Regions from separate parts of the Homo sapiens genome. Here regions 1, 3, 4, 5 and 6 are each linked to region 2. Evidence: chromatin loops called from intact Hi-C (ENCODE). Cell type or tissue: HCT116. All regions are shown on one strand. Region 1 has its middle 240 kb from the start of SLC16A7. Region 2 overlaps LRIG3-DT (LRIG3 divergent transcript). Region 3 has its middle 150 kb from the start of LINC02448. Region 4 has its middle 240 kb from the start of LRIG3-DT. Region 5 has its middle 210 kb from the start of SLC16A7. Region 6 has its middle 120 kb from the start of LINC02448.

Region 1 (5,000 bases), 720 kb before region 2:
AGAGGCACTGCATTAAAAAAGATAAACAGATGGAAAATAAGGATATAAAAGAATACTCAACATCATTTTCCATTAGGGAATTGCAAATTAAAATAATAATGACATGCCAGTACACGCCTATTAGAATGGCTAAATTCCAAAAAACTGACGATACAACATACTGGCCAAGATATCGAGTGACAGAAATTGTCATTTATTGCTGGTGGGAAAGAAAAATCATACTGCTACTTTGGAAGACATTTTGACAATCTCTTTCAAAGTTAAACAAATCTTACTATATATCCAGTAATTTTTTCCTAGACATTTATGCAACTGATTTAAAACCTAAGTCTACAGAAAAACATGGACATGAATGATTTTAAGTTTTTTTTTCATAATCACCAAAATCTAGAAGCACTCAAAATGGCCTGCAATAGGAGAACGGATAAACTATGGTACAGCCATGTATTGGAATATTATTTGACAATAAAAATAAATTAGCTATGAAGCCACAAAAATACATAAATGAACCTTAAATATGTATTGTTAACTGGAAAAAAAAGCCCATCTGAAAGGACTACATACTGCATGATTCCATTTATATGACACTCTGGTAAAGGCAAAACTATAGAGACTGTCATAATATCAGTGATTTCCTGGGGCTGGAGGAGAAAAGGGTAGGGCTAAAGAAAGGACAGGTGATCTCCTATAGTGGAAAAATTATTTTGTATTATATTGTAATTGTAAATATATAACTATGCATTTGTCAAAACTCATAGAGATTTCCAGGACAAAGAATGAATGTTAATATATGCAAATTTAAAAAATCATTTAGCAGGTAAGAGGATCTCAGGATAGAATGCAGAATGTGACAAAATAATCTAATTGTGCTACAAAGATATTAACTCAATTGAATGGAAGAAAGGTTTTGGAAATGAGTGGACTGTAAGACTCAAGGCAAAAGGAGCTATACTTCAGTGCTACACTTGAGTTAATAATTTTTTTTCCCATAATGGCACAGATGAACAATTTTGAAATCACTCTGCATGTATACTGAAAAGTAAGTAAACAGATAACACGTGATTGAAACCAAGTTCTCATTGCTGGAATGGGAATTTTCAGACATGCAAGGAGAGGAGACTAGTATGGTTCATGTGGTAATGGATTAAAGTTTGAAATATCACTATGATCTCATTCTTAGCAATATAGATACAAATGGTTACATATAGAAATATGTATAGATAAGATGTACATGGGTTACATGTGCTGGTTAATTTTATGTGTCAGCTTGACTGGACTAAGGAATGTCCAGAGAGCAGGTAAAATGTTATTTCTGAGTGTGTCTGTGAGTGTTTCTAGAAGAGATTACCATTTGAATCATAGACTGAGTACAGAACGTCACCCTCACTATTGTAGGTGAACATCATCCAGTTGGGTGAGGACCTGAATAGACAAAAAAGCCAGGGGAAGGGTTTTTTGAGCTGAGACTTTCATCTTCTTCTGCACTCTGACATTGTTGTTGCTGGTTCTTGAGCTTTCAGATTTTGATCAGATTTTACACCTGTGGGCCCCAGTTCTCAGGTCTTTGGGCTGAATCACACTACCCACTTTCCTTGTTCTCCAGTTTAGAGATGGCAGACTGTGGCACATCTTAGCCTCTATAACTATGTGAACCAATTTCTATAATAAATCTCCTTGTATATACATGTGTATATGTATGTATGTGTATGTATCCTGTTGGTTCTGAAGAACCCTGACTAATACAGTATACATAAATATATTTCATACTCTGTTAGCTAAGAGGGCCTAGAAGCATCAATACCCTAGTAGCAACAACTGCCTAGGTTTTGGTGTCTAATTCCATTCTCCAATAAAAGGAACAAGGAGCTTGGATCATCTTGTGCAGACAATAAGCTCGAACAGAACAAAGCAAAATGAAACAAAACCCCACAATGTTGGGGATTTTCCAAAAGGACATAGGAACCAACTGAAAGAGCTCTAGTGGCCAAAATGAGAACATTTTGAGCAATGAAGTATTATTGGATTACAACCCAAAGTATAAAATAAACATCCTTGAGTTGTCACTGACATAAATAAATGTGAGGAGAAATAAATAAATGAGAGAATAAAGATATTTCTGATACAAAAGAATTTTAAACAATTTATGTAGATGTAACACCCTCAAGGATGAATCATAGCTTTTTATTCCACAAGGGGGAGCTGTGCCTAGTAACTTCCTTCAAAGGGTACAGTATAAAAAGAGGGAAAAGGAAAAGAGAAATTTTACAGTGGAGAAAACCAACAAATGCTACCTCAGTCAGGAGATCAAGATTAATAACAGTGATTCATCATGTTGGTAGTATATACCCTTGATATGATATGGTGAAGATGGCACTCTGTCAGCCTCCTCCCCAAAACCCATAACCCTGGTTTAATCATAAGAAAAACTTCAGAGCAATTCCAATAGAAGGGCATTCTACAAGATACCTAACCAATATTCCTCAAAATTGTTAAGGTCATCAAAAACAAGGCAAGTATGAGAAATCGTCATAGCCAAGAGAAGCCAAAGGAAACAGGATAACTCAATATAATGTGGTATCTTTCATGGGATGCTGGATAAGGAAAATGACATTAGTAAAAACTAAGGGAATCTAAATAAAATGTATGCTTCAGTTAATCCTAATATATTAATATTGCCTCATAAATTGTAACAAACACACCAAACTAATGTAAGATATTGATAGGGAAAACTGTGTGGGGTTGTATGGAGTATAGGTATATGGGAACTCCCTGAACTATCTTCTCAATGTTTCTGTAAATCTAAAACTATTTTTAAAAGTAAAGTTTATTAAAATTTTTAAAAACATAGTGTGAAATCTTATTTGTATAAGGACATGTTAATTATGGAATGAAATAGCATGCATAATATTGGTTTGGCTCTGTGTCCCCACCCAAGTCTCATCCGGAATTGCAATCCCCAGATGGTGGGGGTGGGGGGACCTGGTGGGAGGTGATTGGATCACAGGGGCAGTATCCTCCATGCTGTTCTCATGACAGTGAGTGAGCCCTCACAAGGTCTGATAGTTTAACAGTGTGTGGCAGTTCCTTCCTTGCTCTGCCATGATAAGATGTGCTTGCTTCACCTTTGCCTTCCACCATGGTTTAAGTTTCCTGAGGCCTCCCAACCATGCTGCTGTACAGCCTGCAGAAGTGTGAGTCAATTAAACCTCTTTTCTTCATAAATTACTCAGTCTCAGGTAGTTATTTATAGCAGTGTGAGAACAGACTAAAAACAATGCATAAATTTAAAAAATAAAGCAAGGGAAAGACACCTGAGACTACAGGTGGGCATTGGGAGTTGTAATCCAAATGGTGTAATCTGAGCAGGCCTCTTTGAAAAGCTGACATTTGAATTGTGGCTTAAAGGAGGTAAGGAGGTGAAGACAGGAGACACAGTAGATATCTGGTGGAAGTATGTTTCTAGGAGAGAGAAATATGGGTGGGAATGCCTAGAAATGGGTGGTGTTTGGCATCCTCAGAGAGAAGTGAGAAGGTTATAGAGGGAACAAGGTAGCAGGACATGAGGTCACTCAAAACGATTGATTGTGGATGCACAGATCTTGGAAGACCTCTTATTTTTACTCTGAAAAAAAAAAATAGGACCCTTTGATTTGGCTCATTTTATTTATTTTTTGAGACAAAGTCTTGCTCTGTCACCCAGGCTGGAGTGCAGTGGTACAATCTTGACTCACTGCAGCCTGGAACTCCCACGCTCAAGTGATCCTCCCACTTCAGCCTTCTGAGTTGCTGGGACTATAAGTGTGTGTCACATGCCTGCTTTTAAAAAATTTTTTATAGAGATAGTGTCTCCCTATATTGCCTACGTTGGTCTTAAACTTCTGGGCTCAAGTTTTCTTTATGCCTTGGCCTCCCAAAGTGCTGGGATTTCAGGCATGAGCCACTATGCCTGACTTATTTTATTTTAACAAGGGGGATATTTAGGAAACATCATGAAAAAATCATGTAAGAGAGGGTGAGAAAGAGAGAAAGACTATGTTCATATTGAGAGATATGTGTCTCTAAAGAGCTATGGCACTGTGATCTTTATCCACATGAAATATAGACAAATTAAATTCAAGTAACTAATGTGAGTCATCTAACTTCAGTGGGGAGGCAGGCAATCCCTTTAACCTTACTGATAGTAACAATGTCTTCTAGCGAATGAAGAAGAGGTTTCTCTGTAGAATCTCTAGGAGTCAGCAGTGATGCCCACCTTAGGCTTAGCAACCACAGAGTATCCCACTGGCACTCAGCCTCCAGTAGCTGTTTTAGAGTCCTCCATTGCCACGGGGATAAATCAAACTTCCCTCTCCAGTGGAAAGGCTAGGGACCAAAACTAGACTTGTGGAATGAGGTTGCCCTTAGGATGCTTTCAATTATCTTGAGGAAAGGCATCCTTTGAAGGAAAGAAAGGTATTCTCACTAGAGGAGAGAGGAGAATTTGGTAAAATAGCTTCAAATTTAAAATAAGTACAATGTTATTTTTATCACAAACTAATGACCCAGGTTATATAATTGTATTTCGGCGTAAGCTTCCCAAGCATATATGGTCTTCGCATCTTACAAAATACTCTCATTATCTATGTTGGAGGATAAGGTGTTTTTGTTTGTTTGTTTGTTTGTTTGTTTTGACGGAGTCTTACTCTGTCACCAGGCTGGAGTGCAGTAGTGTGATCTCGGCTCACTGCAACCTCTGCCTCCCGGGTTCAAGTGATTCTCCTGCCTCAGCCTCCTGAGTAACTAGGACTACAGGCACTCACCACCATGCCCAGCTATTTTTTGTGTTTTTAGTAGAGATGGGGTTTCACTATGTTGGCCAGGATGGTCTCAATCTCTTGACCTTGTGATCCGCCTGCCTTGGCCTCCCATCGTGCTGGTGTGAGCCACCGTGCCCGGCCAGGATAAAGTTTAAAGGACAGTAGAAATGGTAAATACAATGAAGGGCTCCTAATCAAAGTGCT
Region 2 (5,000 bases):
GAAAAGAAAATGATTTTGGGGCTGCTTTTCATTAAAAGGAAGACCTTACGGAGGATTCCCATGCCCTCACTATCTGCCTAAGTACTTTCTTCTTAGCTCTTATATCAAAAACACCACTCTCTTCCCTTTGTCTCTTCTGTTCCAGGGGTAGTAGCTCTCACTGCAGTTACTACCTCCATAATCTCAGAAAGTTCTGTTGGACAGCCATGACACAAGACCTTGGACCCAAGGTCAATCCAGGGCACTGGTTCCCAAACTTGTCTGTACATTACAATTACTTGAGGAGCTTTTCAAACTTCCAAACATCAGCCACAGCCTAGACCAGTTTATTCCCAACCTCTGGGGGTGGATACAGGCATTCCACTTTTTTCTTTTTCAAGCTCCCCATGTCATTCCAACTTGCAAACAAGGTTGAGAACCACTAACCTAGAGGTCAGGTTAAACAAAACGACAAGCTAACTAGCATTACATACTTTTCTTTAAGATTGCTATTAGAGAATAATCACTACTTTCTCGATCTCTCAAATTCCTACTGCTAATAAAAATGGGAACTACTTTTATCTTTTTAATGTTGATCTACCTATATTTCTGTCTTTGTATGAAGGCCTAGAATGAAAATGCATTCCTTGAATTTATTTGGAACATTAAAGAAAACTCTTCATCCTTCATAGAGAAAAAAGTACTAACAGGTATTTTGGTTTTCTGGTAGGCAGGTTGGTTTGTTTAGAATGGCTTATAAGTGGCATTTAAAGGTGCTGAAACAGCTGCAGTGCTCAAAAAAGTGTGAAATTCTTTTCTGCTCTTGTAAACAGTAGAGAAAATATCACCAGCATCTGAGGCTTTCCACTGAATGCCCCGCAATCAGCTAAAGGGAAGGCAGAGCAAACCATTGCAAAGTGGTCTGTGAGCAGACAGGAAGATGTGAGCAATATGGCAAAATGCTCACTTGAAAAGAGGATTAAAATAGAATGTAACTCTTTATTTGAATTACCTGGCAAAGGCTAATTTCTGTCCATAAAAAGGTTTGAATGTTTGGGAAACAAGAAATCAGAATTTAAAGTGCCTTGATTTGATTTTTGTGCTTTATGTTACTCAAAATGAAAGAAGAATAAATGCAACGGGAAGGAAGGGAGATAAAAGCAAAAGGGCAAACTGTAGCCTTCTTCCATGTAAATGAGTTATTTTTCTTAATGAGTACTGTTCCTGCAAGTAATTAGCTGAATATGGAATCTGAATGAATGAATAATGCTAAATAAAATAAAAATTGACCCCAGTCCGCAGCTGTTTATTGAAGTGAACCCAGTATGAACCTCTCTATGGCTGTGGCCTCACACGCGAAGTGAAATGAATCACCAGTTCAGCTCAGCTAATTCAAACCAAAAATGCAATGCTTGATTCAATTATCAGAATGTTTCAGGAGAAAATTATTTTTCTTGTGTTTTCCACTTCATTTGCATATATAGCTTAAAGATAATGTATTCACAGACACATCTCTTTATATATTTTCCATAATTTTCATACAATCAGAGTAAATATTTGAGGAAAAAATTACCCAGAGCTTATCTACATTTTATTATTTGTCATTTCTTTGCATTGAAAGGAAAATGCTGCCTATAGTTTGTTTTCAGTTCTCCTTATATTCATTCATAGACTCATTAATTCACTCATTCAAAATCATTTACTAAATTCTTACCACGTGGTAGGCATCTGGATTGCTTCCAAGTGCAACAAAATGAATAAAGTATAGATGTGGTGAAATAATTTATCGATATAATTAACTTGTATGCTAAAGGATTGTTCTATTTTTTTCCCTTTCCCACTTTGTAGGCAGTAGCCAGACTCAGAGTATTTCCTTGCCTGGAGGATTTTTATTGGCCAGAGGTAAAATAGTAGCTGCTTCCTTCTCAAATTAAAATGGCACCATTCTATGGGATGTAATCTATCAGATTACAGTATATATTGCATTTATCAATGAGGTCTAACCAGGAGACAGAAACAACATAGTAATTTGAACTGGGAAATTTTAATATAAGTTATAATGATAATTTTTTTTTTTTTTTGAGACAGGGTCTCACTCTGTCACCCAGGTTGGAGTGCAGTGGCACAATCATGGCTCACTGCAGGCTCAAGGTCCCACGGCATCCTCCCACATCAGCCTTCCAAGTAGCTGGGACCACAGCTGCACACCACCATGCCTGGCTAATTTTTGGTACTTTCTGTAGCAATGGGGTTTCATCACATTGCCCAGGCTGGTCTTGAACTCCTGGACTTAAGCAATCCACCTGTCTTGGCCTCCTAAAGTGCTGGGAGATTACAGGAATGAGCCACCACGCCTGGTCAAAAAATAATGATTAACTATAACTATGAAGTGACTATAAAGAGAGAAAAGACAACTCTCAAATAGAGGTCAGCAAATTTTTTTCTGTAAAGAGTCCGATAGTACGGAGCATACGCTTTCTGGACAATTGGGTCTCTGTTGCAACTATTTGTTTCTGCCATTACAGCATCGAAGCAGCCAGAGACAAATTATAAATCAGTGTGCATGCCTGTATTCCAGTAAGTCTTTATTTACAAAATCTAACAGATGGTATTGAGGACCCCTGTTCCAAAGAATTCCCTGGGACCCAAGAAAGGAATAACTTGGCAAGGGGGCCGTCTTCCTGAGGCTGGGATTTAAACCTATTCCAGAAGATGTGTTTGGAGCGTACTGGATGGTGGAGCCACTGGCTGCATTGCCTGGGCCAGACCTGGTTCATAGTCGATGTATAAACAAGAAGCACACTTCCTCAAGCAGGGGGAGCTTGGCGGGAGGGCACACTGAGGCAGTGGGGCTTTGGCAGGCAGTTTCCTGGCAGGCCTACAGGAGGCCTAGGCACCTGGCATCCACATCAGGGGGGCCACAGTGAGGTGATTACTGAGCTAAGATGGGGCCTTGAGTTTGCAGGAAGTCAGGCAGCACAGTCTGGGTGCATGGCTGGGACAGTGCAGTTTGGCAGCAACGCAGAAAGAGCAAGAAGCAAAAAACCTGCAACTTACTGGAACCGTGAAAGGAAACTCCTTCCTCCTGCCACGGCCCTCCAGCGCCCTCTACTGACAAACTTAGCATCATGCTTACTACAGAGGAAAGACTTCAAAGAGTCTTGTCTGTTATTTCAGAACAGGTAATATAAGGGTAGATTTGGAGCTGAAAGGCAATAAATTGATAACTGTCACCATGCATAAAAATTCTTAATAATACCAGAAAAATTCTTCCATAATAAAGCATGTATCTCAGGCCAAAATTCCAGGTGGACTTTCTAAAATTGTACACATTCTGTTCAACCCTCTCCTTTCTCCGCATAAGAAATGGTAACTTCATTTGTTTACTGTAACCAACCCCTTCTAGGTTGCATCAAACATCGAGAAGTTTTACCTTGTGCCAAGGTACTGGGGAGAGGATAAATCATCTGACCCTCCAGTTGTCTGTTCACACAGGTTTCACCGAAAATGTCCAGTGTATCAACCTGCACAGTCATTCAGCTTCAGTGGGACCTGTCACGATATTTGCCAAAGCTTATTTGTGTCCAAGATTAGTTCCCCATTTTGTTGTCATATTTTAAGGTTTCAAATCTATGCTTTGAAATAAATTCAAAGTTATATTTATGGTTGCATAAACAAATCTATTTTCATTTAGAAAATACATGTTTCAGTAGGCCATGGAACACTTTGGGGAAATGACAAAGCTAAATCCCATTTGGGAATTATTAGGGTACAGGATGACCTGCTTCCAGTTCCAAAGTATGATCTCTGAATGCCTTGTCTTGCCCCTCAGCTGCCCTACACACATACTAATAGAAGTACTGCCCCAACAGCCACAGCATCATGCACAACATTTTCTCTCCATTTAACCCCAAATTCACAGTACCTGGCTAGGAAAACTGAGCTCCCTCTAGGAATAAACCCATAGTGAGAGCCAGACCAAAATCCCTGGAAATAAAGATCCAAGTAACTTACACAGGGAATAAGAATAGCAATCACTACATGTCGGCATGTGTTTCTTTTTTAACGTACCAGGAACTTTCAAAAGACCTTACATACATTAACTCATTTAATCAGCATAACATTCCTGTTAGGAAGATAGGGCTGTTATCCCCATTTTACAGATGAGGTAACTGAGGCACAGAGAGTTTAGGTGACTTGCCTAAAGTAAGTAGCAGTGATATATGGAATTGAGGCATCTAAGCTTTAACAGTCTTCACAGATGACTCTGATATCCAAATAGGCTTGGAAGACACTTATAATGAAATATGTATATTTGCACTGTACATTTAATTTTATCAACATGACTTCATGTTAAGTTCTATCAATATGATAATTGATTGATTGATTTGGTTTTATAAAATTATAAACATGGAAAAAAAGTGCCCATTTCAAATTTTACAAAAATGTTATCTTTAATAACCTTTTTGCTTCCAGGTTAAAAATGGAAATAACTGTGATGGTTTTCTTCTTATGCTTGGTATCCCCTTCACTCTCCAGAGCTCTTTAGCTGGGTGTCCTATTACATGATTCTCCTAAGCGGAATATCCAGGAGGGGTTGGGACTGAAGTTGCTGACAACATTCTTGCAGCCAGTGTCCATCAATGGTAGGATTCCGGGAGCCTAAGATACTGTATCAAAGACATCTCTCTATCTGCATATATGTGTCTGTGTGTGTGCATTGTTTGTGCTGTTATAACAAAATACCTGATACTGGACAGTTAATAAGAACAGAAACGTATGCCTCACAGTACTGGGGATGGAAGTCTAAGAACAAGTTGCTAGCAGGTTTAGTGTCTATTGAGGCCTGCTTTCTGCTTCTAAGATGGCACCTTGAACGCTATGTTCCCACAGCTGAAGCTGGAAGGACAAAAAAGAACATAGCTCGTTCCCTCCAGCCCTTTTACAAGCTAGCTAATCCCATCCATGAAGGCTCCCCTCATGACCTCATCATTTCCTAAAAGCTCCACCTCTTCACACTA
Region 3 (5,000 bases), 260 kb before region 2:
AATGCAATATCTCCTAGAAGATTTCTATATGTCTTTAAGATGCTCCTTCAGCTTTTTTGACTTAAGTGAAACTGGTTCTATGCGCCATATCCCATTTTCTCTGGAGTCTTCTCAAATTGCGGATGTTCTCATTCCTTACTAATCTCGGGGATGAGTTGTGCAATCTTTGCCCCTCCTCCTATTGTCGATGCTTCTGCTGAATCATAATTTCTCTATCTTTTTAAGAAAATTAAGTCTTTTTGAGATTTATAGTACCCAGCTATAGTACTCTCTTTGCTTTCAACATTTACATTGATAAGTGTTACTATCTTCACCAATTTTTATGTGGTTCCCTTTCATTTGTTAGGGATTTCATGGCCTGGCTTACAGAATTCCTCTGAAATCCTCTGTATCTGACATCTAGCTATTGCCCTGGTGACTTAAGTGTCCCCATGAATGGCATGTCTGCTCCAGTGACCTCCCAGGTCTTCAAATTATTCACCTTGGATAATTTTCTCTTCCTCTAATTTAGCTACTCTCGCCATCATACTTTGGCTCTTGTCAACACATGCAACAACTATAAAACTGAAAATAAAATATAAGATACTACCTCCTCTCTTTTCAACTTGCTTATTCACATTTTGTTCTTCAAGAAATAGGGACCACCTGTTTTGGTGGTCCCTTCACTTCTTATCCTCTTTAGATTTTAAAGTTCATCATTTCAGCAACCTTTTGCAAAACTTAATCCTTTCTTCTTAATTTTTAATTGAACACATCTGCCCAAACCCTTACTCTAATGAACCTAACCATCTGTTTCCTCTAAGCTTGCACTGATTATCCTAAGAACCCTGAAAAATATCATATTAGACAATATATGAATTCCACTGTAAATTGAGAAGTAACAACTTCAAATGGGCCCTCATGATGGCCACATTTCTCTGATTCTCTAACTCTCTCTTACATTCTCTACTATTATCTCAAACCTTTTCTACTATTTTTTCAAACATTATAATAACCTTAACTTGCTTACTCTCATGACGTCATCTTGACTTCTATTTTAATGAAAAAAATAAAAAGTATCAGAATGGGGTGTTGAGAGCTTCCTTGCCCTCTCTGGGCAGGACTCTCCCAGAAGCTTGATGTACTCACCAACCTGGAAGCTCCTCAAATCCCCTAAGTAAGGTTCTTTTTTAATAAGTTGTTATTCTTTTAATGTAAAGATTGAGCAATTTAAGAAACAATGGGAATGGCACATTGAGAAAAAGTTTAAATAATAGAAAAATTTATTATTTATGACCTCCAAAGGTGAGAGGGAATAGAGCCCACAGCAGAGGTGGCAGAAGCCACCTTAGGGAGAAAACGAGATGTTAGTTCTCTAATGGATAGTATAAAATTAAAAAGGACATGTGAAGATGTGGGTAGGTTGAAATGTTTTAAGTAAAGAAAATGAGGAAGTTTCAATCTGATACTTTTTATTTTTTTCTTGAAAGTCCATATATATATATATATCCATATATATATATATCTCCAAATATATATATATCCATATATATACACACACACACACACAGACACAAGCATGTTACAAGCATACTGACACAACATAATTTTGGTTACTCTTCGGCAACTGCTTTCTTGCCTTTAACACTATGGTTCAGTCTTACTAGCATTTACCTCTGGAGTCTGTCATGTGAGCTCACCTAGGATGGGCAGCATGTAAAATATATATTTTGTGAGCTCACCTAGGATGGGCAGCATGTAAAACATATATTTTGTGAGCTCACCTAGGATGGGCAGCATGTAAAACATATATTTTAACACATATTTTACATATTATATATTTTTATTTTATTTCTCTCTACATAATAAATTCTACTTGACATCTTGCCTTAGGCATTTTAGTGGCTCTTCAAATTCAAATGTGAGAAATGGAGAGCCTTTGCATCTGCTGTTAATCTGCCTGTAATGTACATCTCTCCTCTTTATCTAGTTCATTCTTGCTTACCCTACAGATTTCAGTTTAAACAAAACTTTTTTCTCTTTGACTAGGTCAGTTTTTGTATTATGGGGTCTCATTATATCACTTAAATCTCTTTGTTCATCTCAGTTGCAAATTACATTTTTACATTTGTTACATTTGTGTGATTATTGTCTTTATCCCTCATTAAAGAACACATTCCAAGAAAAAAGAGACAGTATCTCACTGTGAAATTAACACCTAGAGCAATGTGCAGCATACAGTAGGTACACAATGAGCATTTGTTAAATGCATTTCAATGAGTATGTATCGGACTCTCTGACTTATAAACTTTATCTTAACACATTAGGACAGCACATTCTGCTTTTTCTTTGTGTCCCCTTTCACTCCATACCTTAGACAAGCCTGTTCCATCCTGACTCTATGGATGTCACAAGTATATCCACAGAACATAATTTTGGTCACTCTTTGGTAACTATCTTCTTGTCTTTACCACTATGGTTCAGTCTTCCTAGTATTTACCTTTGGAGGCTGCCATATGAGCTCACCTAGGATGGGGAACATGGAATACACAATATTTTAATAAATAATATCTTAATACACTGGCAAAGTCGTAGTAACATAATGAGAAAGTACTATGGTAAAAAGAGAGGGATAAGGAGGTTAGAGTCAGACAGAGGGAGGCTTGACAAGAAGAAACAGGAGAGAAAGCAGTGAGACCAAGAAAGAATAAGAAAGAGCAAGTGCCTATCTCATTCTATTATATTGTAGACTGGAATTGTCTATAACACAACCTTTTTTGTTTTTTACAATAAAAACTCTCCCTTTAGACATAGTATATTTCATGGCTCTACCCCAGTAGGTGGTGCTCTCACCACTGCTTCCCCTGCATAAACCTCCCCCGGAGAAGAGTTCGGCTTGGTTCACCCTGAGCCAGTCACTTTCTGGAAATACCCCATCATTCTTATTCAGGCATCTACACACTGACAAGCTCCAAATAGTCCTACCGCATAAATATGATTCCAATTTTACAAAAGAGAAAACCAAACCAGGAGTTATTATTTGGTTTACAATCAAAGTCACAGAGCTTATAATAGTGAAGAGTTTTCAATCCAGGCCTCCTGGTGAAAAATAGCCTGATTCTTAACTCTTCCCTAGTGATGCTATAGTTGATCACGTCTCAATAATGTATTAAGCAAATCACTGAAGTTAAAAAGGAAAAGGAGGCCGGACACAGTGGCTCACGCCTGTAATCCCAGTGGTTCAGGAGGCTGAGGTGGGTGGATCACGAGGTCAGGAGTTCAAGACCAGCCTGGCCAAGATAGTGAAACCCCACCTCTACTAAAAATACAAAAAATTTTTTACAGGTGGCACGCACCTGTAATCCCAGCTACTCTGGAGGCTGAGGCAGAGAATTGCTTAAACCTGGGGGGCAGAAGTTTCAGTGAGCCGAGATCACGCCACTGCACTCCAGCCTGTGCAACAGAGCAAGACTCTGTCTCAAAAAAAAAAAAAAAAAAAAGGAAAAGGAGAGTTAAATTTATTGAAGCATTTTCTAACAAACTAATGAAATGTGTTCACCCAGGTGAAGAGACCAAAGGCAGACCAGCTAATTCTGCAATCCCAGGGAGAACGCTAAAGTTATCTGGAGAGAAGGAACATGATTCCAGTAGGTTTAGTCCTTTGCAGAAAATTGAAAGATGTTCCTTCACCAAAGATATGACGACAGATGGCTAAATAGAAGTAGATGGCTAGTTCATAAATAAGAGAGCTAAAAGAGATTTTCTTAAATATAAATTCAAGGTATTTTGTTTATAGTAATATTTGTTTATAGTGAAAAATACTTCTTGACAAGCAAATGATGTATTGTGGGGAAGGAAGGACTATGCATTTTCTTTCATTACAAGTGCCAGAAATATGGGAGTAAATGACCAAGATATTTAATTTTACAAATTATATTAATCTTTGTATTACATGAAGCCATCGCTTAATAAACATCCTAGTATACTAAAGAGAAGACATTTCCTTCAAACACTGGAAAAATGTACTAATATATAAACATGGCTCAAATGCTTTCTAAATTTATGAGACTAAGGCCTTGTATAAGTTTAATAAGAAAAAATTACTAAACATTGATAAAAAATTTTAGAGTCACAGCTTATAGCAATATTTAAATCAATAAAACACCCATGTACAAATGTACCCCATTAAGTAAACTTTACATATTTCATCATTATTTAATCAACTCAGGTTTCCCCAAAGTTGTGAGAATAAACTAAAGACACTCATCTTGATACTTTTTCTTATTTTCCTAAGTTGTGTCTTACAGGATATCTTGAAACACAGTGATGGATGCCTAACAACACACATCCCCCGCCACACACACACACACACGTGCCTGCATGTGGCCAGTAGGATTCCAAGGTGAAACAAGTATGAAAAATACTATCTCTGTTATCCCCTTTTTGATATGTACAATAAACGTTATCAATTTAAAAGCTTGGAGAAGTCCTGCAGTAGAAGTTCTGTAGTATAACTTTGTTTAGGCTTTGTTTACAAAATTACTTTGAACACAGACCCTTTTCCATGAGTATGCAATTACATTTTGTATACTATTATTGCTTTTGGAAGACATTTGGTGAAACAAAAATCTATTTGTAAACTCCAGAAGTTTAGGCTTCAACAAATATGGTTAAAAAAATTCTTATGAATGTATTTTTTCGGAAATCTAAAATTTTGTTGGGAGAAAAATTATAATTGGATTTTATAGCATAGGCTCCCTGAGAATATGCAAGTTTTCTTTCTAAAGTAGTTGACCAACTTCTGAAGAAACTGTGTTTAGCAATAAGTAAGTACACACATATCAGTAACTGCACAGAAAAAAATTTCATCCGATCCTAATGGTGACTCAAATTTTTATTTGCTGACTCAATTAGTAATTCCCATAGTTACTTAAGTACAAAGTTTTCATCTGTCTTTATTCAAAGACATTGTCTCTACTTTTCATCAATTGTCTATCTATGTGTGAAATTGGTAATTAAAA
Region 4 (5,000 bases), 51 kb before region 2:
AAATGTAATTCTGTTTTCTACCTAAAAGCTAAGAATTTATTTTTCTTTTTTTCCTTGCACATAAGTGCATCTTCCTTTTAAATGCCTCATATATAACAGGGTCACTCTACTTATGAGCCAATAATGTGGAGATTATTAGTCCATATTCCCCAGGTGTTATCTAGGGCAGTGATGCTGTAAAATGGAGATGGGAGCCATACATTGACCCTGTTAAAGATAATAATTCAATGATTTACAAGATACGTCACAATGAAATCAACTGAATTCATTGTCTCACTAAACAATGCAAACAGGGTTAAAATATTATCCTCCAGTGATTTGAGCTTGCATTGTCCCCATTACAGCTGCATTATTGGGGCTTCAAAAGTCATATGCAGGTATACGTAATTGATATTATTAAAACAGAATATCAAACCCTTAGTTTTTACATTACTTGTACAATAGAATCAGAAATCAATTGAGTGCATTTCATTTATTTGCAGAAAATTTACATGCAGTATTTTTTTTCTTCTATTTCCAACTTATCCAAATTGACTTTCATGACTTCTTCCCAGTAAATCTAACATCCACTTTAGTTGTAAATGCAGTCTGCTTATCCACCCTTAATTCACCACCCCAGCCTCCACGCTAATCTCTCCTCACACCAAGATCCCTGCCCAGAAAGTTCATTAAGTGGCCTGGGAAAAAAAGTTTATTACTGAAAACGATAAGGGAGAACTTCCTTTCTCATACCCTGGAAATGTGCAAAATAAAGGATGATGATGAAGCAGCAGCAATGCTTTCAAAATGCAGATGAAGGGTCACTTCTATTCAGTTTGTCCTGATTAATAGATGCATGAATCATGATTCATTTTATTCGTGACTGTTAAAAGTATATTTTAGATCATAGTACTATTTTGTTTAAAATTCTTCAAGAGCTTTTCACTGCAACCAAAAGAAAATACAAACTACTAGGCTGACTTCCCTGATTTTATCTCTCTCTTATTCTTATCCCTTTCACTAATCTCTAGCCACTTTGGACTTTGTACCTTAAACATGTCAAGTTTTTTCTCTGTTGGGCTTTTATACTTATTGCTTTATTTGCTTCACACACTCCTCCCCAAGATTTTTACCCTCTATCATTTTCTTATCAATCAACTGATAACTCAGAGAGCATTTGCTAATAAATCTACCTACAAAGCAGCCCTCTTGTCTCTATAATATTATCATTTTATCTGTATCATTGCACAGCACCTAAAACTGTTCTTTTTACTTGGTTACATGCTTATTTTCTCTTTTTCCTGGCTAGAGCATAAACTGTTTAGAATAGGGACTCTGCTCCAGTCATGCCAATGATTAGTAGGTGTTCTATATATATTTGCTTACTAATTGTTGATTTACCCCTCAATACTACAACTACTCTCATGCTTTCCTCCCCAGTTATTTTCTTGATTGTACTGAAAATCATCCAGTAAGTGGCCACACTGAGATAAAAATCCAGACGGAATCTAGAGTACTGACTCTTAAAGATAACATTATGGCACATTTTTAAGAGTAATACAAGGGAAATGGAGTGAATATTGCAGTATTTATGTCTATCAGCACTGTCCCTCTGAATTTTCTGCAATGATGGAAATGTTCTATAAATCCAGCTGTCCAATACAGTATCCATTAACATATGTGGCTACTGAGCACTTGAAATGTGGCTAGTCAAACAGATAAAATGGGGTTCTTTGGGTGTAGACCCCCATAGACGTAAATATTAGGGCATCTGAAGGCAAAGGGGCTAATTATTTCTTAAGGCTAACTAGTACTCTACAGAATAAATAATAATAGAGACATAAGAAATATAATATAGCAAGTTAGAGAACCAACCATTTAGACTTTAAATGCTAACTTTAGGTTGATAAAAATCATTGGTTCTATTTGAACCACGAGAGCACCTTTCTCCTTTTCAAATTTGACTGCTTTTAATTACTAGAATCTAGGTTATAAAAGTTGTTAGTATTTCTATAACCTGAGTTTTTGTATCACAAAATAGTATTAAATTGTCAAGATCATTATTCTATTTTTATACAGACAACATAAGAGAATACTTAATTATTCCCTATTACTGGAAAAAAGGTAAATTAATTTTTAATGTATTAAAATAAGAACAGGAAGAAGGAATTTTATTTCTAAATAATTAGATGGACATTGTTAAATAATTTTTATTCAGTATTTGCTGATAATAAAATCATTTAAGGAAATATGTTCAATACTTATCTGTAAAAATTGGACATTCTTTTGAATATTTTCTTCTGCAATTATTTTGAATCAACCTTTAATGAGAGAGTATATTTTAATGCTAATATCTTCTTCGTATCACACATCCAGTAGGTGGCAGTCTTTCTTTTGAATTAAGAACCCAATAGAATAAAAGTAAGGATGGACGGATAGATGAGCTAAACAAACCCCATCATTCTAAAATGTACTGTGCATTTTCAGCTAAATGGTGAAATGAATATCTGGTCTTCCAATCCAGTAGATTTTGCAAGACTTGAAGCTGAAGTAATGCCTTGTTGTTGACAATAATATAGGTCACCGGGACACCTGGGAAAAGGGAATAACTAGGTTGTCTGGTCTGACTGGAAATTATTGCAGAGCTCTGTCGTGTTTTCAGTGCCTCAGGCCATAGGACAAATTTGTAGCTGATCTGGGAGTAAGTTCAAGAGTCAAGATGATGCCAAAATATAATTTTTTTCATCAAATCTCTCCTGAAGCTGTAAGAAAATAACAGTGATTTAAGCTTTTCATCTCTTTTCATTATCCATTTTTAATGTCATGGAGACATGACAATACAGCAAAATAAAAATGTATAAAGAGATAAAAAATAGCAAACAGTGAGTGCCACATACTGCCTTTTGAAGAGTTTAAAGCACATTTATGGATATCATCTCACACTGAGAGATGATATTTAATTTTTCAAAGCCTTACTGAGTAACTTTAACAATATTTGAAATATATACAATTGGTTACTTTTTTCTGTCTGAAAGAAATCAACATTCTACTCATTTTTTCTTTCTTACTGTTCCTACTTCAAACTTGGTTGGGTTGTAGTTTATCTTTCAGAAGGGGAGGTGCATAAGTATTTCCACCTTTATAAGGGTTGGTTTTTTGTTCCTAACACCCCAGATTTCATGTTTGTTTCATTTTGTCTATCTCATTTCTAAAACATTCTTTCTGGAGTAAGATAAGATAAAAATCAATAATTCAACCATTGTGGTTAGATGGCCTACCAGCCTTCAATTCCCAACACATTGATCACACAAATCCCTTTCTTCATGTACTTAGTTTTTTTTATTATTATTGTTCACTAGACCATAACACTGAGGTCCCTCTGGTGAGAGATATGTTTTACTCATTGTTATTCTACCCACAAGGTCCAGCATAAGACTTCTATATGGTAGGCATTCATGCAACATTTATTTAATGATTGAGCAAATTAATGAATATTAAATCAAATTTTACTTTCCTTTGGGTTTATGCCATGTAAAGTTTCTAAATTTTTTCCCATAATATGTAGGAACTCATTTCCGTACTTCAACAGCTAACATTCCTAATACTGAATATTTCTGTTAATGTTAACTCCAAATTTTTTCTGATAACAGTAATGCCCTAAGCTCTTAACTTTTTCTATAGACACCCCTTTAACTGATTAAAAAAAAAAAACTTCATGAAGCAAGTAAATACATGTTTCATGTCAATTTTACTACATCTTAAGCCACTCTTTGCTCACAAACTGGTTCCACATGGTTGCCGGGAGAAGAAAAGAGAGCAGATAAGGTAGTCAAGGATTAAATATCCCAATAGCCAAGTACCACAGGGCATGCTACAATGTCAGAGGGGCCCAAATTCTGTGGTAAGTCAGGAGTTCAGATATACATTTCTGGAAATACAAAAAGGAATTTTTAAAGCTACTTCCCAAATGTTCAAATAAAATTAATAAATTATTACTATAAACCCAAGAACCACTTACTCTTCAGACTATATTTCATTTCTCACCAAGTTTTCTCTGTTAAATATGATTACCTTGTCCAGTTTAACCTCAAAAACTACCTTTCTAGATTTTAGTATTAATCATTATTACATTAAAAATCTTTCATTATTGCCATCTCTGTTCGATCTTCACATAGTTAAGTTCATGCCTGTTCAGCCTCTGTAAACAGAAAACTATGGTCTCCTATGAGTATCACTCTAGCTTCCAGTGTACAGAAAGGAATTCATCCTTGTAGTAAAACTTCTAGTTCAGTTTGTTTTAATACATAAACGACTCATTATTTAATATTCTCTCCTTTGTTACATACTTCTAGTCTTGACTCCTTCATTTGGACCCTGTGTTAGTTCTGAAAAACAACCTTTCTGCTATTTGTTTCTTCATCTTGATCTGTCTCCAAATTACTAACCTCTTGACATCAATTTTGCTATAAAGAAGTCAATAACATTTGAAGGGAATAGCTTAAGCATATTACGACACACATATTGAGTATCTGGGAAATATTATAAGATTTAGCTGTAACACATTCATGGAACATCTACTATTAATATTATTAATATTATTCAGATCAATGGCTTTGATTGCCATTTGTATGGAGATGATTAGTGTAAATCTCTCTTCTGGATTCCAGTCTTCACGTACCAAAGTTTCTGAGATAGTTATACAATTAGTTCCAATTGTATTCATCTTTTTTTGGTTGTGGGCTACACAGAGTTGAAACAGTTAAGTTTTAGATTTGTTAACATAAATGTCTTAAGCAATGGCAAATATGTGAACATGAAAATAATTTTTCTGGGCCAGGCGTGGTGGCTCACGCCTGTAATCCCAGCACTTTGGGAGGCCGAGGCGGGTGGATCTTGAGGTCAGGAGATCGAGACCATCCTGGCTAACACGGTAAAACCCCATCTCTACTAAAAATACAAAAAATTAGCCGTGCGTGGTGGCAGGTGCCTGTAGTCCCAGCTGCTCAGGAGGCTGAGGCAGG
Region 5 (5,000 bases), 690 kb before region 2:
GGCTTTTTAACTAGAACATGTGTATGTGTTAGAGTTGGAGTTATTATGTACACGTGCATGTTTAGAGGATGGTGAATATCTCTTTCTTCTATGGATATAGAGTTGCAGGAATATAGGCCCAGAATATATTTACCTGTCACACAGACAGAAAGAATAAGCCTGCATACAGAGAAAAGCAGAGATAACAGACAGCAGACTATCCTGAGAGTGCCAAGTTTCAATATTCCAGAGATGCCCTGAGGCTTAAAATTCTTCCTTCAATTCTGTGAAGTACGCTAATATCTTGTATATATACGTGTGTGTGTGTGTGTGTGTGTGTGTGTGTATGTGTTTGTGTATTTGCTTAAGATGGATTGAACTGAGTCCCAACCATTTACAATTGTAATGGTCAATACAATTGCTAAGAATCCCAGCTTATTATAATACAGTTATGTGTCACTTAGCAATGGAAATATGTTCTGAGAAATGTGTCATTAGGCAACTTCGTCACTGTATGAACATCATAGAGTGTACTTACACATACCTTGATAGTATAACCTACTACACATCTAGGCTATACGGATAGCCTATTGCTCCTAGGCTACAAAATTGTACAGAATGTTACTGTATTGAACACTGTAGGCAATTATAGCACAATGGCTTTTGTGTATCTAAACATATCTAAACATAGAAAAGGTACAGTAAAAATATGGCATGAAAGATTTTAAAAAGTGGTATTCCTATATAGACCAGTTCCATTATAATCTTATAGGACCACCATCATATATGCAATCCGTTGTTAACCAAAATGTCATCATGTGGTGCATGACTGTGTGTGTGTCAGTGTGAGGATGACTGCATCTATTATGCTTTTATTAGTGATATATTTGGACTTCTTTTTTCTCATATTAGTTTTTTAAAAAGTATTCTTTAGCTAATATGTTATATAAAAAACCTGTGAGATAATAGAACTTTGGAGAAATATGTGTGATTACACTGTTTTCCTAATATAAATATACAACTTGACATATATTTTTCTTAAAATAGTATTCAAATGATTAGTATCATATAATCAAGTTTTCAATTTAATTTTCATTTGCTAGAACTTCAAGCTAATATTATATCAAATTAACAACACCAAGCTTAAGATTGGCTTTTTAATTTTAACATAAAAGTTATGTAAACAAAATTTATAAGGAAAATTCTGTGAAGTGGAAAATGGGAAAAACTGCTTTAAATAGATTTTCTTATAATTAACTTGAAAAGTAAAATATAATAACAAAAGTTTAACTTGGTGATAGTGAATATAATTATGCTTTATATTTATTTAGTTGTTCTTTATATTTATTCTTTAAAATAGGAAATGATTATATTCATCTCAACTTAGGGTAATGAGCAAACATAATTTTAATATAGTGCCTTTCACATAGAAGTCAAGAAGCTTGATATGATGATAATGACAATTATATTTTTAATTTGAATCTATGAGACATAAGTTATCTCAATTAAAGCAAATTGGAAATGAAGAAATATAATCAATAGAAACGTAGTAACTTAATGTCATTTTTTTTTTCAATATATAGCAGCCATTTTGCCTCTCAACCTAGCAGCTCTTCCTCTCTGGCATAAAATCTCAAATTTCCTTCAGGAAAATATCCTCCATCCACACTCAGATCACAAGGTTCAGGAGGGTCTTTGTCACAGGCTAAATCTCTGCATTTGAGATTTAACCTGGCCAAGGAAAGCCCGGAACTTCCTTAGACACAGGGATTGGTTGAATGATGAGTATTTGGCCAACTATATTGAAGCAGAATTCTGGGGCTTGTGAGGAGCCACTAGGACAAAATGCTCTCTGTTTTGCTAGACTTGAAGCTATGATCATATATGTAAGCCTGGAACAATTGACAAACATTTTGAAACTATAAGAAGTCTTAGAATGTAACCTGTATAGAGGAAATTGATACTGAGCAATGGAAATAGACTCAGTCCTAAAGACTTAAGTTGAGATCCTTGAATCAAGTGGCACGTCAAGTCACTTCTGAGGAAGAAATTTCTTTTACTTATCTAACTTGGGTGCATTTTTTGTCAGAAATGGAAGAGTGTGTACTTATAAACTACACCTGGAGTTGATTTTTTAATGTTTTATAGATGTTTATCTAATTCATATTACTAGTTAAATGAAGCATAATCCTATATAATTTTACTGTCAATATTCCACACTGTAACCTAAGTTGAGACTTCAGTAAATTCTCAAAGATAATCAGTATGGATGCACAGTCATCTAGTGCATGCTCAGCACTTTATTGATAATTTTTTTAAGGATGAAAGCATGATGCTTGCTGTTAAGAAAGTTATAGTATATTTTTGAAGGAAATAAAGATACATTAAGCAAGAGCTGCTCCCTGTGTCTTATAATTAAGTGCTCTGATTACGCACTTCCCCACTGGGTCTCTGCACCTTACCATAAAAATTACACGTCTCATCCACTAGAGGGCCGAATACAAGCAACTCTTTGGTCAGAGTAGCATAGTAAATTTAGAATTTAGTGATTAGACAAAGGACAAAATCTAGGGAGATTATTAGCAAGAAGAGGAAGATTATTTGCTAACAGAGGATGAAAATACTTGAGCTTGATTTCTATGTTAATGGATGATAAGATAGGAATTTGCAGGAGGAGCAGGGGACATTTCATGAGGAGCAAACAGCAAATAGTCCCTAGGCATTTTGCACATAGCCATTCTACACTTTATAAAGAAGAAATTTTGTTTTCTGATGTGTTTACGTAATTTTCCCTATTTCAAATACAAATGTAGATTATCTTTCTGAGCCTATGATGATTTTATTCAAAATTTAGAATGTGTGCAATTAGATTTATTAGAAGAATTAAGTGTCAAGCTTCCATCTTAAATCTTATTGCAAAAAACAATAACTCAAAATCATGGACCAAATCTTAGTAAGTAGGAGTTCATCAGGTCAAGAAATGGGAAAGAGCATTATAGGCTTATGAAACAGCATGAGGCAAAAAAAGGGCAGACTTATGAAAATAAGGAGACACATATGTCTATATTTTAGAAATTATAAAAGGATTTATTAAGAAATAGGTCTGGAAAGCTAAGTAGTGATACCTAATGAGGAATTTTCATACCATGCTCTTGATATTGATCTTTTTACTTTACAAAACAAAAAATTCATTGAATATTTGGAACAGTGGTGGTAATTTGATAAGAATCTAGGTAGAACATGAAGGTTAAATAGTCATGAGGAAAATTTGAGTGAAAGATTAGATATGGCATATTTATGGGATATAAAGAACTAGGGGATTAGATATAAAAAAATAGACTGTAGACCTATGTGAATTAGAACAGGGACTACAGGTGGGGTGTGGCAATGTACATGGAGATGGTAGAGCCCTGTTGATTGATTTGTGACATTTGTATTGTTTTTGTTTTCTAGCTTTATGAAAAATAATTGTAACCAATGCTACTTTCTCTTAGTGTACAAGTCAAAGTCCTTTATCTGATCAGTAAGTTTCTAAAATTGGTCCCTATTTCCCTCTAAGATCTCATCTGCTGCTTTCTCCCTTTCTATCTCTGAACACTGCTGAACACTTTGCCCTTTCTTGAACATGCCAGATATACTCCTAACTTAGAGCTTTTGCACTTAGTGTTTTCTTTGCTCAGGATGTTCCTTCTTCAGAAATCTTCATGGCTTGTTTCTTCACCTCCTTTATCTTTATATGCAAATATCACCTAATTTGCATTTTCCATTCTATCTAAAATTGTAACCTCTTTATCCCCCTTCCCTGCACTGTTACTTTCTTAGCACTTATTATCTAACATATTTAATGATTTATTTTTTTGTTTATTGTTTTCTCCACTAGAAAATTATGTGTTCTAAACGTTTTACTATTTTGTTTACTGCTGTAAACTTAGCATTTAGAACATCTCTACAATTATAAGTACTCAAATATATTTGTCAAATGCATAAAGTAATATGTTTTACGGTTTATGTAGCTGTTTATGTGCTTTTAATATTTTTATTCATTTGTCATATATACCACCCTACTACTACCACTTGTGAATTTGGCCAAATTGGTGTGCAGAAAACCTCTGAACACAAGATGCAACTCCCCCATGCCCAGCAGGCCCTGTCCCTAAAAACACCTGCACAAACATACAAACACACTTTCTTTCTCCCTTTCTGTCTAGGAGAAAATATATGAGAAAAATATTTTCTATTTTGACTTAATAGCCTTGTGGATGAAAGCTATATTACATAATGTTTTTTTACCTAATTTTATCTATTAGGTGAAATTCATTTGTGTATATTAAGCTAATATTTGTAGCTTATTATGTCAAGTTCCACACCATGACAGGCACCTAATATTTATCTGACCTTCTCTCTATTTTTCTTTTTGTTTTTTGTTTTTCAGTTTTTTGTTGTTGTTGTTTGTTTTTTTGAGACAGAGTTTCACTCTTGTCATCCAGGCTGGAGGGCAATGGCACAATCTCAGCTCACTGCAATCTCCGCCTCCTGAGTTCAAGTGATTCTCCTGCCTCAGCCTCCCAAGTGGCTGGGATTACAGGCACCCACAACCACATCTGGCTAATTTTTATATTTTTAGTAGGGACAGGGTTTCACCATGTTGGTCATGCTGGTCTCGAACTCTGGACCTCAAGTGATTTGCCCGCCTTGGCCTCCCAAAGTGCTGGGATTACAGGCATGAGCCATCACGCCCAGCCTATCTGACCTTCTCTTATTGTTACTAACTTGTTAGAAATAGATGAAAGGCCCTTGAGCTCAGGCAAGACAGAGTCTACTGAAGCTTCAGGGAAGAATCACCACTGGACGGTTAAGGAGTGGTCACATGGTCACCCAGTCAGTTCTGGCTAGTGAGATGGCAGTGGGGGGCTCCTCAAAATGGACTTCAGAAAAGGCCCCTTATTTAATGAGTGAAGGGTCACGTTCAATTGGCACAGCACTTTGCCCCTCTGCACTGCATCGTTTGCACTTTCCCAAAC
Region 6 (5,000 bases), 290 kb before region 2:
CTCTGAGCTTGATTTTCCCCATTTACAGAGTGGGGATTTCAGATTATTTTAAGAATTTCTTGACATAATGTATATAAACGACCTGACATATAGCAAGCACTAAACAAATAAGCTCTTATCACTATTATGTTCCATTTCCACTTTAGTTTCTTCTAGTCACCCCAACCAACATACTCTTTTTCTGTTGTTAACTAAAGAATCCTACCACTCTTGTAAATCCTATCTCAAATTCAACATTTCTTTGGAAATTTTTTAAAATGTCTTAAAGTGGAAGTGATTTCTCTGCCTTCTGAAACCCTTGAATGCCTTCTATAGGTAAAAGTAAAATGGAAAGCAATTGTTATCTTGTTTTAAAATTCTATGTATGCAATTTTTATTTTTCATCACTATGTACTTGGTTGCTAAAACAATAACCCACATATAAGATTTGTTTAATAAATGTGTGTAAAAATTGATTATATGAATTGGAGTTGTCTTGTCATACACAACTAAATTAGTATTGAGAGAGCAGGAAAAAAAAATAGTTGGGCACAAAGCACCTGCCCAGGAGTTATCTCACAAGCCAGCTGCCAAAATGACCTGCTATAACTTTAAGAGTAGTTTTACCTAGTAGCTGCAGAAATGAACCACAGTAATTCTAAGACTAGTTTTACGTACCACTGTCACTTATCAGTCAGAGCTTGCCAGCTCCTGTAAACATTGATGGTGATGAGTTTTATTTCAAAACAATACATAACATTTTTCTTTCTAATAAAATGTCTAATTTTCTCTTTCTTCTTCATGCATACCAAAGACCACCCTGGTCAGTATGTATGCCCAAAATTGCAATTCTCTTTTTTATATATTGCCAGATAAAAAGTTTTGCTTAGAGATTCATTTGTCTATTTTTATTTTACTTAGACATCTGGGCTCAAACAATGGATATATGAATAAATATATAAATTCCCAGCCCCCAATTGGGTTAATATGACTTGTTCTTCAGTTGTGAAACACATCATTGTAAGTTTCACATATGAAAAATTATAATATGTAGCATATGTAGTTCATTTAGGTGAAAATAAAGAGTAAGCCTAAAAACGTTGGTGAATTAAACCAGAAATAAAAGAAGAGAATCATCTGATTTTGTCATATTAAAACATTGTTTAATCTTCAAAAACACTGGAACTTCTAAAAGTTTATGAAGAAAATATACACGACAAGTTTTGTTTTCTTAAATGTGAGGTATGTTTATGCTAACTTTATAAAGAGACATAAAAATTAGTTCCAGTTTCGGCAGTTTTCTCACAGTATATATAAGATTTATTTTAGACAGATATTTTCTCCAGAAAAAGAAAAAATGACTTGTTGATATAAAGCCATTTTGAAGGACTTGCCAATTTAAAGTGTTTCTCAATGATTTTTTGGGCAAATTGGCAACTTGAGCAATTACTTAGTGAATTTGATCCTGATATTTGGACTTACAGACATTTGTTTTTCAGAGCTCATGCTTGCTTCATTCAAATAATGATACAAGCAATTGTTTCTTTTTTTGAAGTAAATCCAAATTTTATGCAATAATTACATTTATTGAGCAATGAAATCTTGGTCAACTCAGTTGAACAAATATTTATTAAAAGAACTGATATGTGTAAAGAACAGTACAATTCACTATTGTAGGTTCTAGAATTAGAATATGATTTTATTGCATCATAAGGTACAACTATGATAATATTTTAAAATAACAAATATTAACAAGAATGAAAATAGATTTCTTTTACACTCAAGAATTTTTCCTGTTCAAGAGTACTTTCCAAAGTACACAAAAGCCTTCTTTATATTTATATTTAGAAACCACATAAAACATTTTTTAGCTAATGAGTTGATTGGCTTTTGTGGCCCCAGAAGGACACAATAAGCTCATCTATTTTTGACCTTAGTCTCAAGCATTAGTCTCAAGCATTAGTCTCAAGTGTTTCCAATTCATTTCCTGAAATGTATAAGAGCATAATCAAAAATTTATTAAAATGTCCTCTTTTTTCCCTTTTTCTCATTCCCAGGAGCACTGCTTTCACTTTAATGTCCCTGGTTTTCCATGAGAATTTATTCATCATTAGTTGGGGTAGATGAAGGACAGTCAGAGAAGAGGTCTTGAGGCTCCCTCACAGAGTTATGAAACATGAAGGATAAATGCCTGTTACCCTGACAGGGGAGGAGGAGAGTGAGGGTCTGTGGGAATCATTGGGAGAGAGCTTGATTTTGTGAGGAGAGCCTGAGAGATGATGTAACCAAATTGGCAAGAGAGAAAACTAACCTCATTAGTTTTATTTATCCTTATTTATGTTTAAAAGATTTTTTTCATAAAAATGTTTTCAAGCACACATTTAAAACATTGTGTCATTTCCATTTCCAAGGAAACTTCTGAGAAATTGTATTTTAATTATTGCACCAGTGTTTTGCATTCAGAGACCCACGATGATCAGTTCGGCATTTGGAATTAAGCAACACTGCCCTCTAGAGATCGTTGAGGTGCTGCCTCAAGAGATGTCCAACTGTCAGGAATGAACTGGGAGAAACAAATGCCCTTCCACATTGCTTAATGCACTTAGGCCCTAAAAGTAGTGTAAAAAAACAGGCTGTGGTCATAGCATTGCTTTCTGTCATGTACAGATCCATTGACTGAGATATGCAGTGAAAGGAATCCAAGCTGGCTGGGAAGAAAATCACTTGGCCCCCCGAGATAAATGTGGTCAAGGAATCCTGACTGACAACGTCAGCAAAAGCAGAAAGGTCAGTCAGCACTTTGGAAAGAAGGCCCGTGTACAAAGACTTCATAATGCTGCTGTGGGAATCTTTTCTAAAGCAACTAGATATATACAAAATAAAATGAATTTAAAGGAACTTCAGGGAGGAAGAGAGGGAGGGAGGGAAAGAGAGAGAAACAGCAGTGGAGTGTGATGGATCTAGAGGAGTTCAAATAATCTGTTGGGTATCATGAAGTTTGATGGTTCAGAAGACATGAAGAACACTTCACACAGAGACCCAGTCAGCTATTGTATATTGTGAACCATAGAATAATAACAATCAAAGGAGAAGTAAGACAATGAGAAAAATAGTCATCAGAACACCCCATCTCTAATGCCCCCATTATCACCAACTTAGGGACTCCCTAAGGACATACTCAAAGAGAAATTATTTGAATCAACTATTTTTTCAGATTTCGTTGCAGTTTCGGTAAAAACTTCCCTCATCAAATGAACTGAAAAATAATCCTTTCTCCAGCATTTTCAGGAAGAGTTTGTGAAGGTTTGATATATCTTCTGCAAATATCTGACAGAATTCACCAACAAAGGTATGTAGGCCTAGATTTTCTTTGTGGGGAGATTTTTAATTACTTATTTAATATCTTTTTTGTTATGGATCTACTCATTTTCACTTTCTTCTTGAGTCAGTTTTGATCATTGTGTTTTTCTAGGAATTTACTCATTTCATTGAAGTTGTCTACTAAAATAAAGTTGTTTATAGTATTTCCTTATAATTCTTTTCATTTCTGCAGGGTCAGTAGCGATGATCCCTCTTTCATTCCTGTTTTGTCAATTTTTGCCTTTTCTTTTTCCTTCTTTTTTCAATGCTTTTTCGGTAGAGGGCTTGTTGAGCTGCTTACTGCACAACTCCAGAAGTAGTATCATGTATTTGGTTTTTTTTTAGACAACATAATCCACTTTAGGTGGTTGAATAAAAAGAATCATTCCAATATACAATACAGAAGAGTCAAGGACCTAGCCCTGAATATTGTGCAACCAGAACCAGGGAAAATGAGCCAGGGAAAATGCCCTGCTATGCCACAGGATTCAGTCAGTAGAGAACGGATGCAAAAAATGCTGTTAAAGTAGCCCCAAGCAAACAAATGCCTCCTACTGTTCTATGTGCCGGAAGATACATTCTTCTAGTGTGTGGTGCCACCTCAAGTCACTCATTTCTGACTCACACCTACTTGGTAGAACTTATGTCACATATAGCAACCCAGTTGAAAAAGAGTCTGAGAAATTTTTATTTTCACTAGCATTATTATACAGAAAATAAAATTAGAGAAGGTTGAAGTAGGTGTTGAATGAGCCAATTTACGTTTTATACCACAATGACTTCGCATGATCTGACCACTTACCATTCCTCCAACCTTATCTCAATACACTCCTCAAATGACCATTCATTATGCTCTAATCATTCTGTCCTTTTTTTCTGTCTCAGGATAACCTTGGAAAACCTCAGAAAATTTGTATTTTCTGTTCTTTGTGGATTCACTGCTCTTATCTTAGGTTTTGTTAATGTCTGTGTATAAAATGTCATAATCGTAAATAAACCTTCCTTAATCATTCTTGGTAATCCACCTCTACTCCCTGAAACCTTCTTTCTGTTTACCAAATATTCCATGAGTACCTGTCCCTGGCAAAACCTAGATTTCATCCAGAACCTTAGCTGTAAAGAGGAATGTAGAAAAGAGTGATGAAAGATGTCAATTGCCATTGGCAATATGGAATTTAGGTGTTTCTTTAGCTGTGCTTAGTTTTTGCCTCCACTGGCAAAAATCTTCCCACACTTTGTGCATTATATCTAATGATGAAAACAAAAGCCATGGATGCAGAAATGTTCATTATTTTTTATGTTTCCAATTTAAACTTGATCCAGTGTTAAGTCATATACAGATATACATACATCACAAAATAATTTCCCTAACTGCTAATAATGGCAGACTTTTAAATGTAAAAATATGAAAGAAGTAATAGTTGTATATAAATCAGATAATAGTTTCCCATCATATGCTTCTTTTGAAGTCACAAAAAAACTTTTTCACCATAAATTTAGTCATTTTATTTGCATCTCAAAATAAATTTTAAAGTAATGATATGTTGAACAAAATTTATCTTTCGAGTTTTTGGAGGATGAGAGCTAGGTAAATTGCCAGAAGCTTATCTGTGTGCATTGTAAACAGGGTGTTAAGAAATTGTGGTTTCAACTAAAACTAG

What was found. A loop is a pair of places that touch in the nucleus more often than their neighbours do. Peaks named below come from ENCODE experiments on the same cell type or tissue, not always from the same donor. Only the 100,000 strongest peaks of a DNase experiment are listed, where the experiment ranks them.
Region 1: it touches region 2 in a loop (4-fold over the local background); 2 of 110 quality-filtered maps call a loop at or near these places.
Region 3: a loop joins it to region 2, with 2.5 times the contacts of the local background. A loop is called at or near these places in 8 of 110 quality-filtered maps.
Region 4: it touches region 2 in a loop (2.5-fold over the local background); 62 of 110 quality-filtered maps call a loop at or near these places.
Region 5: a loop joins it to region 2, with 4 times the contacts of the local background. A loop is called at or near these places in 2 of 110 quality-filtered maps.
Region 6: a loop joins it to region 2, with 8 times the contacts of the local background. A loop is called at or near these places in 2 of 110 quality-filtered maps.

The regions. Positions count from the first base shown.
Region 1 is chr12:59,832,355-59,837,354 of GRCh38, reverse strand. No RefSeq gene overlaps it. Among named protein-coding and RNA genes, the nearest start is that of SLC16A7, 240 kb to the right of the region's middle. In HCT116, CTCF peaks have their summits at 1,932 and 2,152 (motif pointing right); a DNase peak (open chromatin) is centred at 2,194.
Region 2 is chr12:59,112,021-59,117,020 of GRCh38, reverse strand. LRIG3-DT (LRIG3 divergent transcript) reads right to left here. Exons shown (of 6, transcript NR_183518.1): 4 at 3,413-3,531. Among named protein-coding and RNA genes, the nearest start is that of LRIG3-DT, 190 kb to the right of the region's middle. RefSeq lists an enhancer at 2,749-3,008. In HCT116, a CTCF peak has its summit at 3,065 (motif pointing left); a DNase peak (open chromatin) is centred at 3,060; H3K27ac peaks cover 418 bases.
Region 3 is chr12:59,370,992-59,375,991 of GRCh38, reverse strand. No RefSeq gene overlaps it. Among named protein-coding and RNA genes, the nearest start is that of LINC02448, 150 kb to the left of the region's middle. In HCT116, a CTCF peak has its summit at 2,813 (motif pointing right); a DNase peak (open chromatin) is centred at 2,841.
Region 4 is chr12:59,162,673-59,167,672 of GRCh38, reverse strand. No RefSeq gene overlaps it. Among named protein-coding and RNA genes, the nearest start is that of LRIG3-DT, 240 kb to the right of the region's middle. In HCT116, a CTCF peak has its summit at 2,374 (motif pointing right); a DNase peak (open chromatin) is centred at 2,342.
Region 5 is chr12:59,805,983-59,810,982 of GRCh38, reverse strand. No RefSeq gene overlaps it. Among named protein-coding and RNA genes, the nearest start is that of SLC16A7, 210 kb to the right of the region's middle. In HCT116, a CTCF peak has its summit at 2,474 (motif pointing right); a DNase peak (open chromatin) is centred at 2,462.
Region 6 is chr12:59,400,957-59,405,956 of GRCh38, reverse strand. No RefSeq gene overlaps it. Among named protein-coding and RNA genes, the nearest start is that of LINC02448, 120 kb to the left of the region's middle. In HCT116, a CTCF peak has its summit at 2,495 (motif pointing left); a DNase peak (open chromatin) is centred at 2,486; H3K4me3 peaks cover 392 bases.